2 separate regions of the Homo sapiens genome follow, and region 2 is linked to region 1. A link is an interaction called in ENCODE POLR2A ChIA-PET data of the cell type or tissue named here. Cell type or tissue: A673. All regions are shown on one strand. Links, peaks and the distances in the headings refer to the core of each region. The heading gives the core; the rest is flanking DNA.

Region 1 (5,376 bases), core at 305-5,304:
CAACAACAAACAAAAAAACAACAAAAACAAAAACAAAAACTTCCAAAGCCAGTTCATATAGTTTTTAGTATAACTCTATAAATACCATTCAACTGTGATTTCGAGGTGTAATAAAAACATTCCATTGCCCCACACTACATTCCCCTAAGATGACTATACCCATTTTGCAAAAAGATAATGGCCTAGGTTAAAATACTCACACGAAGGAACAAGGTCTCATACATCTTGGTAAATAACATCAAGCACTAACTAGCTAGAAAAATCATCCATGTACCGAACTTTCCAGGAACTAGTTGCCTGGGCCAGTAAAATGAGACTTCCATCTTCAGATTACAGGACTTCAGAGTGGTCCTTGTAGATGAGCTAGCTTTGTTACTGTTGTTGTTTCATGTTTAGGGTCATCTGTAAGTTTGTCTGTAAGAACTCTTTCTCTCCTAGGTTCCTGGGGCCCTACGATTTACAACGGGCCTCCAAGAGTCCAGGAATCTCTTGGATTCTAAGGCTATGAGCAGCACTGTCCAATAGCACTTTCTGTGTTGATGGCGTGTTCCACAGGTGCTCCGTTTGGCAAGGCAGCCAGTAGACCCGTGGCCGGTGAGCACTTCAAATACGGCCAGTATGACTAGGGCTGAATATTTAATTTTATTCCATTTTAATTTACATAAATTTAAATATAAGTAGTCAAATACGGTGAGTGGCTACCATGTTGCGCAGGACAGCTTTAGGGGAAAAAATGGAAATGAAAATGTAAACAGGTACTACTTTTCCTTTCTTCTTTTCTGTCTAAATTCTCCAAATAGTACCAAAGACCCTGCTTTATATCCTTGCTTTAAAATTAAAAAAATAATAATAATAATCCCTGTAAACGCATGCTCTTTACCCAAAGAGCCGAAGTTTCTCCTTAAACTTTTTCGCCAAAGGACCTCACATTTCACTTCTGACCAGCTAAGCTTATTACCAACTTTCCAATATTCAATGGAAGACAAGGCCTCACATAGTATTAAAAAAACACATTTTTATATGCATATGTATATGTGTGTGTATATATATATATATATATATATATATATATATATATACACATGTGTGTATATATATATACACACATATAAATACACACACACACACACACACACACACACAGAGGAATTTTTTTGGCAAACAAGAGTCCCAAACAAATTGCTTTTGGCCAGGCGTGATGGCTCATGCCTGTAATCCCAGCACTTTGAGAGGCCGAAGTGGGCAAAGTGCGCAGATCGTTTGAGGCCAGGAGTTCAAGAATGGCCTGGCCAACATGGCGAAACCCTGTCTCTACTAAAAATACACAAAAAAATTAGCTGGGCATGGTGGTTCACATCTGTAATCCCAGTACTCTGGGAGGCCTAGGTGGGCAGATCACTTGAGGCCAGGAGTTCAAGACCAGTCTGGTCAACGTGGTGAAACCCCGTCTCTACTAAAAATAACAAAAAAATAAGCCTGGCATGGTGGCGCACACCTGTAGTCCCAGCTACTCAGGAGGCTGAGGCATGAGAATCGCTTGAACCCAGGAGGCAGAGGTTGCAGTGAGCCGAGATTGCGCCATGGCACTCCAGCCTGGGTGACAGAATGAGACTCTGTCTCAAAAAATTAAAAAAAAATCACTGTTAATATTGACGTTCTCATCCTTTCAGGGTATAAACACTATCATATTGGTGATGCCAACCTCCATATTTGCTTTTCACCAGGTGCAAGCAAACAGCACAAGGACAGGTGGCAACAGGCTAAATGCTGATGAACTTTCATGTGCCAGGCTGTTATTTGGGTGGGGGGCAAATCAGGAAGGGGCCTGAGGCACCTCGTCATTACCTTATCTTACCCCAGCCAGGGCCATAGCAAGGGCCCAGGACAATCAAGCTTTGAAAAGTGGACAATTTCTGGGGACAGCAGATAGGAAGGGGTTCCTAGTCAGAAATCCATGCCCCTTACAGGAAGTGAGTTTAGTTTTCTTTCCAGGTCACTGAAGGACCTGTGACAGCCTGAAGACTTCCCAATCCCTACACCGCCGTCAAATAAAGAACAAGTAAGATGTCCTATATTATATCTATATTTATGTTTTATATTTGCTCAAGTCAAAAAACGATGAGTCATCTTGGATTCCTCTCTCCACAACATAGGCTGAGTCCATCCACTTCCCTCCCTCTTCAGAGCTGGACCGTCACCCCCTCTCACCCGGACTCAGCCAAGCTGCAGTAGCCTCCTAAATGACCTCCTAGCTCTCCTCCTGCCCCACATGTTGACCAGGCCACCTTTTCAAAACAATGACCACAGCATGGAAATCGGGAGCCAGAAATGTAAGCCTGGCCTCCTCAGGTTGGGTCCCCAGCTCCGACACTGGCCATGGGCCTTAGGCATGTCTCTGCCTCAGTTCCCTCTTCTGTAAAATGGGGAGGGATAATGACAGTAGCCACTTGATAGGATTACCGAGGATTAGATGCGTCACTCATGCAAAACACTCAGAATGGGATGAGCACATGCTAAGCACTCTCTAGGAGGTGCCCTCTCTAGAACGCTCCCCTCTGCTCTACCTCCCGTCATGCTTAGAATAAAACTAAAATTCCTGCCTCAGCCTCATCTCCTTCCCCTCGTCTCTGCTCTGGCCAGTCTCTGTTTCTGTTGTGAAACACACCATGCCTAGGTCTGCCCCAGGGCTCTGCGCTGCCGTTCCCTGACCTGCAAGGCCCCTGCCGCAGATCTCCCTGTGGCTGCACCTTCAGGTGTCTCAGGGTCCCTCAATCACCAGCTATCTCATCAGCCCATTTATGATCATCAGAGCACCCATTCCACCTGGTACCTTCATGTTCACTGCCTTGTTTACCGACTGTCTCCTGACTAGAAGGCGGGCCTGCTCTTCCTACAGTGAAGGAACACCATATCTGTTTCCTTCAACACTCCCTTCAGGGCCTAGAACAGTGACTGATTTTAGGAAAAGCACAATAAATGTGAATTGTTTTAATGAATGAATGAATGAAGCCATGTAATATATGTTATGGTGACATCATGATGCCCAACCCAGAGACACAGACACCCTTTAGCGCTCAGCCCATGCAAGGATTGCCTGTGCCACAGAGAGCTGCTTTGAGCAGAGGGACACTCATTCCTGGGGCAGCCCTCACCCCCAGGAATTATTAGATCAATAACTAATTTGTGTGAAGGTGTGAAGGCCCAGCCGTCTCAGTACGACTTGGGACAACTCTTACTCCCCACTGGACCCCTGTGGGGTCAGCTGAGGCTGGCATGGCACCTTCGTTGCATCCTGACATCTCCCTGTACTCCTTCCTGCTCCTCCCCTCTCTTCCCCAGATGCCTGTCTTGAGGGCATTCCCTAATAAACATCCTGCACACAAAACTCTATCTCAGAGTCTGCCTCCTGGGAAATGCAACCTGCAACACACATGATGCCTGTTAAGGTGAACACTGGCTCCCATCCCACCTGGGCATGCAGGCAGGCAGGCTGAGGAGATCTACACAGTTTGGTGTCTTCCTGTCCTGTGCTACTGGGTCCCCTCCTCTACCTGGACTGACTGCTTTTACAAAGCTGGCACCCAGGGCTCTTAATTCACCCTACTGTGGGGGTTTCAGGGCATGTTTCCTGAGTCCATCAGAATCCACACATATTCAAATCCACTGTAATTTAGCCATGTGTTTTCTCCCAACTCATGGGAAGAGGTCCAGGGACCACCTAAAAGACCGCTTCCTTCTCCAGGCTGCTTTCTTATTCCCTATCACCCACTCATGCTCTCCCGCATCTTTTTCCTGCATCCATTCAGAGGGGATTCACAAAACATGCTGAGATGCTTTCAAGTAGTAGTATGATCCACACGCTCTTCAAGCCACATTTTTCCTATAATTATGGCAGGATGCTCAGAGCCATTTCTTGGGCAATTCTCAGATACTACAGATGAGCTCTAGCTTCTGTCTTGCAGCTCTCAGGAAGTACAAATATCCAGATGCTTTATTCGTGACATTTTGGAGCTGCCCAGATGTGCTACAGCTTCCCTTGTGCACTCCTATGCACCACAGATGTGCTGCTACAGAGTATATGTGCATTGTCTTCTTGAACAACCAGTGAGTCTCTCCAGCCTGCAACTGGTGCTATTAGTATCAAGGATGAAAGATTGTGATCTAAGAAACACACGCACACACACCCTGGCAGCAGTAGTGTGTACTCACTTTCCTGGGTTGACCATTTATACAAACACCAGCCTCTCAGAGCTTAGAGCCTCAGCCTGTCCCTGGAGTCATGGGGCATGTGCTAGGCTCCCTCTTTGGGCCAGGGCAGCCATTTCAGCAACTCTTGGCACACACTGGGCCTATTTGGACCAGCAGCTAAGAACTTAGCCTCACTGTCACCATGCATTATGCAAATGATCACATAAGCCAGACCATATCGTCAGCAATCCCAGGTATAAAACACAGCCTTAAAACGTGGCTCAGCATATGAGAACCAAATAGCGAACTTACCATGGGCTTATGCTGCAGAAGCTGGTGTCTAAAACGAAAAACAGTAAAATCTCAGCTCCTCTCAACAACTTTCCCTGACAACCCTCCTCCAATCAAATAATTTCATATTCCTCCTTCCAGCTCCCCAGAGCACTTTCAAAGTCTCTCAACCATAATATTCTTGGCATGGTATTATAACTGAATGTTTAGGTACTGCGTTTCACCCTAGTTGGAATTCCTTAAAATCCACCCTCTCCGCCTTGGTTAGCACCCCTAGTGGCCAGCACCGTGCCTGGCGTATAGCAGGTACCCATGAGAGACTCACAGAAAGAATAATGACGTTCTTGATTTTGCAAGAAAAAAAGTATTTGAAAGGCCTTTTGAGAGTCTCAAAACAAGATCATGTGCTCACAAGAAGGCACAGATGAGACACCTGAAAAATCACATGAGCACCCAGAGGCAACAGCAGCGGAATGACAACTGCCCTGCCTGGGGACAACACCCCTGACCATCAGTGCAACTGCACTATGGAACGCAAAATTCAGGGTCTTTCAGGCCTTAGTCACTGGAAGGCCCACAACATTTACAACAAATCCAGTTGCCTAAATAAACCTAGACAAACATCATCTTTGAAAATAATATATCCTAGATCTAAATGCCTGAATTTTCAGTTAGTTCAAACAGACTTCTGGTTCTACACCAGATCAACTTTTATAAACCACCACATCTCATTTTCATGATATCTACATTTTGGGATTAAATAAAATAATGGCTAAAGTGAGCTTTTAAATGTTTTGGAGCCATCTAGAATAAACCTGACAAAATAGCATTAAAAATGATCATGATGGCTGGGTGCTGTGGCTATGCCTATAATCCCAGCACATTGGAAGACTGAGG
Region 2 (5,376 bases), core at 116-5,115, 76 kb before region 1:
GATGACGCCGTGGGGAAGGAGAAAGAAAATCAGGGAAAGATTTAAAAAGAAGATAATATGTACTTAAGTTAATCACAGATGATAGAAAATCTTTTCAGGAAATGTACATCTGAATTTAAAAACAGCATTCTTTAGTTCCACTTCATCAAGCAAACAGCAGAATCTGCAAGGTGTGAATCCTCCCACTTAGGGCTGGGCCTTAATAGACTGTGTGTGTCCAGTGCTAGCCTCGGGGGAACCAGCTCTCCATACACATCTGTTGAATGGAAATCAATTTTCCTCAAGCAAAGAGGCAGCTCTGTCTCTCGTAAACAAGCACCTCCACGTCTGCAGTCACATAAGACTGATTTTAATGAGCGGGGTGTGAGGTCACGCCCGAGGTACATCCGCTTATCCAAGGGGCCCAGACACCCCACCAGGAAATCAAATTTCTCAGTACATACCTCAATGATGAACCTTCCTTTTAGCCCCTAAAGGTTTCTCTCATCCTTTTTGCATTTGGTTTTTGGCCAAGCAGGCTGGAAAGTATAAAAGCCAAAAGAGGCAGGGGTGGAGCAGCCGGGCAAGCAGGAAGAAGCATGTGTTTTCTGGCCTCCATCTCCCCAGCAGTTCCAGCATGTTCCGTAATTGGGCAGCCTGGCCTCACCGTCCAACAGGCATCCTCATGCAGCCCGCAGTTTCCATGCTGCTCACTGTAAATGTCTGATATCTGCACGTCCTCTGAGAGCACAGCCCAGAGGCTGAGCATGCTCACAGACACCCACTCAGCACCTGGCCCTCAGAACTGTGCTGTCCCCAGCCTAAGGCCTCAGGGTCCAATGCCCACCCCTCTTGCTCCTGCAGAAATCTAGGCTGCAAGGTGCTCCTAATCTCTGTGTCCCTCCAGCTGCAATAGGAACCCTAGTCACAACAGATCTTATGGCCACATGAGCAAGGACGGGCTCCTGCCAAGGCATCTGGTAGCTTCCTGCCCAGGTAAGGTGGGCCTCCCTGGTGGGCTCTGTATTTGTTTTGCTGCTGGACAGAAGAGCTCCTTCTTTTAGAATCATTTGCAGCAGTGGCCTCTACATACTGGTTGGAAATCTATAATTATATGGAATAAATAGACACAAAATGAGAACAAGAAGGATTGAAGTGATGAATGTTTCACACAGCTAAAGTTACTCATTTTCAAAGAATGTCCTCTGCTCAATAATCTGTTCTTCCTACTTCGTGGTGTGAAAACAGCCTTTGTGTTGTGAAATGGTAATGACAGCAGAGAATGCTCTGGGAATTGTTTGCTATTTTCCAGTGTCCCAACTTACCCCAGCCCTGCCATGCCCATATTTGGACAAATATCTGGTATCCCTATGTTGGTATCTGCCCCACAGTATTTTTTTGGAGGGGAGGGGGCGGTGGGGAGGGCGGATATTTTTTCCATTTCTTACTGCCAACAATGTGGGAACTACTGATTTGTAGTAATTAAAGACTGTGAAGATTTCCAAAGAGAGAAATGGAACACAAAATTGTGTCAGGTGTGGCGGCTCACACCTGTAATCCTCGCATTTTGGGAGGCCGAGGCTGGCAAACTGCTTGAGCCCAGGAGTTTGAGACCAGCCTGGGCAACACAGCAAGACCCTGTCTCTGCTCAAAATAAAATAAAATAAAATAAAATAATTAGCCAGGTGTGAAGGTGCAAGTCTGTAGTCCCAGCTACTCAGGAGGCTGAAGTGGAAGGACCCCTTGAGCCCGGGAGGTCGGGGCTGCGTGAGCCGAGATCACACCGCTGCACTCCAGCCTGGGCGACAGTGACCCTGTCTCAAAGGGAAAACAAACAAACAAACAAACAAAAAACAGAAACACAAAAGCATCAGGGTAGCTAAAAAGAAATGGCACCAACTCATGAACTTGCACAGAAGCACGGAGTGTATTCAACTCAGGCGACTGAGGGTATTTGGGCATAAGAAACAGGTCGCAGGACAACAGTCACAGGGCTGACACTGAAGGCAGGGGACAGCGAGAGTTCTGCCCTTGCTGACTGAGAATGGCACTGAGGGCAGGCGATGCAGAGGGGCCAGAGAACAGAGCAGGAGCTGGCAGATGAGAAAAGTGGAGGGAAGGTGGCTCTCTTCCAGGGTTTTTGTGAATGGATGGGTGGGGAGTATTTCCTCCACATTCCAGAGGAGGGAGGAACAGTGACAAGGCCAGAGGGTGGAGAAAGGCTTAAGGAATCTGTCTCTGGGGACACTTCACAAATGCACAGCAATCTCTGCATCTCTTCACGCCTGCTCAAAGAACTGCTGCCTGCTATCAGCAACGCGACCTGTGTTTTGTTTCCATTTTGTTTACTGTTGTTGTTGTTTTAAAAAATAACCAACCTTGCCGGTGGCGTGCTGGATTTTTTAAACTTTTTCCTCTTCACTGGCACACTCACAAGTTTGTTTAGTGTAAGTCTGAGAATCCAAAGGGGTTTTATGTGCCTCACATTCATAAATCCTCAACTGCTTTTCAACCAAATTTATTGCCCCTGAGGATTGAGGGTGAATGGAAGAGTCAAAAGGAATCTCCTGGGCTAGAAGGAGAATGCACAGAGCTGTGTGCACACAATGTCAAATATCCAGATGAAAAGTGAAAACTTGAGCAAATCCTCCAGATGCTTCCAAGGACCTGAATGCTTGGTGAGTCCGCAGAAATACGTGGATGCTTAATGGAACTTTGCACCGTTAGTAGCAATAGTTAGCACTGTGTTTGTACAGCCCACCACGGAATTCACAGATGTGTCTAGACTTAACTTTGTCAATCCTGATAAATTAAAAATGATATGTTATGCCTCCCTCTAGAGTCATGACCAGCATCTTCAGATTAGACTAGAAACCTCTAATCTAACAGATTAGAAAACTATGCCTCTTCTGGGGAGACCTAGCCCCTCTGGCACTCAGCTTGGTGAGCTGATGGCGCTTTCCGCAAACTGGAAAGATAGACTCTTCCTCTGGGTAGCTTGGTGAGCAGAGTATGTGTTCAAGTTTAGCCCCTTATTTCTGTCCTTTGTGCAGTAAACACCCAGCACAACTGTACACAGACACCCTGCCTCCCTCTACAGTGCCCAAACACAACTCAGCTAGAAGTCTGACCATTTCAAAGTAAGAGGATAGGAAATAATACATGATTAAGACTTCTTTAGCATAAGCCACACACACAAATAGATTCCACAATTACAGAGGGAAAAAGAAAGAGAAAGGGAAAGGAAAAGAGTGAAGCTGCCCTAAAATGGCTTACCTTAGCATAATAAAACCATGGGATTTCAGAGCTGGAAGGCATCTTTTTAAATTATCTATTTATCTATTGCAACCATCCCTTGCAAGAATCCTTTGCACGACGTCCCCATCCCACCCTCCACCAGCAGTCATCCAGCCTAACCTGAAACACCCTCCCACCCCTGTCTCTGAGAACTGGAAGTCTGACGCCATCACCCTCCTTTCACACTGCTCTATGCACAAGAAATCCTGTCCCCTCCACCCCACCACACTGGCCTCCCTCTAACTTTTGCCCAGCCCATCAATGCATCTTAGCGCTGCATTCTGACGCCACCTACATTAAGTGTAATTGCTTTTCTATGCGATAGCTCTTTAAGTACTGGTAGACATTTAACCATGGCCCCCTACAATCTTTTGTTTTCCCAGCTAAATAAAGGCACCTTGCTTTAATCCAACCCCTCCTACAAAACTAAGTTAACTGCCAGCATCCATGAACAAATCTGCGGTTCATCACAGTCACTACAGGGCAGCCAAGAGCTGGATAAAGAAAGACATTGCTTTCACTGACAGGCAACCCCATGTTTTGGAAAGTAGAATTCCTGGAAGTCTGGCACCTCAGGAAATTTAAGTCCCACACAAACCCCATGGGCTATAATAAGATATTGCTGATGTTTTGGCTGATATGCACCAGAAAGCCTTGGGAGGAAAGTGGCCTAGAGACTGTAATGAATGAGAGCATAATGTCCTGCCCTTGAAGCCACACAATCAGAAAGTGAGAGGACTACAGAAAAACCAGCAGGGCACTGGCATTTTCCAGTTGAGCATTCTGAGCTGACAGTGAAAATAACGAATGAAACACGGCAGAGCAGAAGTGGACTTTATTTGGAAAACCTTGTTTTCCCGGAACTGAAGCTAACCTCTGGGACGAGAGGTTTCAGAACAATGAAGAATCAACAAATAAGATGAAGAGACGCCTACTGACAAAGACAAATTCCATACCCTGGAACTGGACATCTTCCTGGCAGAGGGAAACATCCTGCTCTAAAATGGGCACAATCAGCAGCAGTTATGAACGTCGGCTTTTCCACTTGCAAAAGAAAGATTTTAACTTTGCCTGACAGGAAGGAACACTGACCAAGAAAACAGTAAGTTATGGATTACTTTGCTACGGATGCTGGCTATACCTCTTTAGGATACTTTTTTTATAGAAAACCAAGCATTACTTTTCTGTGAATGGAATTAAGTGTCAGGAATATGCATATCTTTCTTATATAAGGCTTTGTTTTATTATAACAGCAAGAATCATGACTGATGCCTGAAGGCGGCCACAGATAATGCCAAGAAAAAATGGGGTAGTAAGTGGAAGAATCTCACAAAAAATTCTGTGTAACAAAAAGACAGAGGAACCAACCTCTGTCTTATTCCTTTCTTCAAATGTTTCCAAAATTTATTGTTAGTATCTCCATACAAATAAATTAATTTTCAGTTTTATAGTAGAATTCAATTTTAAAAATTCCTTTTACAACCAACTTTTCTAAAAATCCAGCATAGGATACCCAAATAAAGGTGCATCTCCATTCATTCATATTTTCATTCATTCATTCATTCAAACTTCAACAGATACTGATTGGTTGGATGCCTATTATGTGTCTGCATCATGCTAGGCATTCAAGAGGCCGTGTCAGCAGCACAGGCAACGGAAGTGGACATTCGTTATTTCCACATACAATCACCTACTTTAAAACCATGGTAAGTCCAAGAAAGGACAAGCCCACGGTGTGAAGAGAAAGCCATAATAAACCCGGTAATTCAGAACAGAGGTCAAAAACACATGCCCTGCACAGCATCTACAAAACACAGGAAGCCAACACTTGGTTTTGTGAATACCACAGTGTTGCAATTATCTTAAGCTGTTTTTAAGTTATTTCCAAAATATTATTTTTAATTAAAGTAGAGCACATACTAACTTTAAATGATAGAGGGAAAAGGAGGGATTTGCAATTAAATGAATAAATAATGGAACCGACACATTTTGTTTCTTTTAGTAAATGGGTTCCTGAAAAGCAACATCAACTTATTCAGTGATTGTCTGCCCCAAGGACAGTAGACACCCAGTGCAAAATGGCTCCCAGCTCTGGTTGGT

The links. ChIA-PET counts read pairs that join two places held together with the same protein. Peaks named below come from ENCODE experiments on the same cell type or tissue, not always from the same donor. Only the 100,000 strongest peaks of a DNase experiment are listed, where the experiment ranks them.
Region 2: POLR2A ChIA-PET joins it to region 1 with 11 read pairs; 2 of 35 experiments call an interaction of 5 or more read pairs at or near these places.

Annotation. Positions count from the first base shown.
Region 1 is chr7:42,181,604-42,186,979 of GRCh38, forward strand. All of the region lies in intron 2 of GLI3 (GLI family zinc finger 3), which reads right to left. Among named protein-coding and RNA genes, the nearest start is that of GLI3, 53 kb to the right of the region's middle. In A673, for the core only: a CTCF peak has its summit at 4,762; a DNase peak (open chromatin) is centred at 2,508; H3K27ac peaks cover 894 bases.
Region 2 is chr7:42,105,526-42,110,901 of GRCh38, forward strand. All of the region lies in intron 3 of GLI3 (GLI family zinc finger 3), which reads right to left. Among named protein-coding and RNA genes, the nearest start is that of GLI3, 130 kb to the right of the region's middle. In A673, for the core only: no CTCF peak of the experiment used is centred there; a DNase peak (open chromatin) is centred at 2,176; H3K4me3 peaks cover 757 bases; H3K27ac peaks cover 3,922 bases.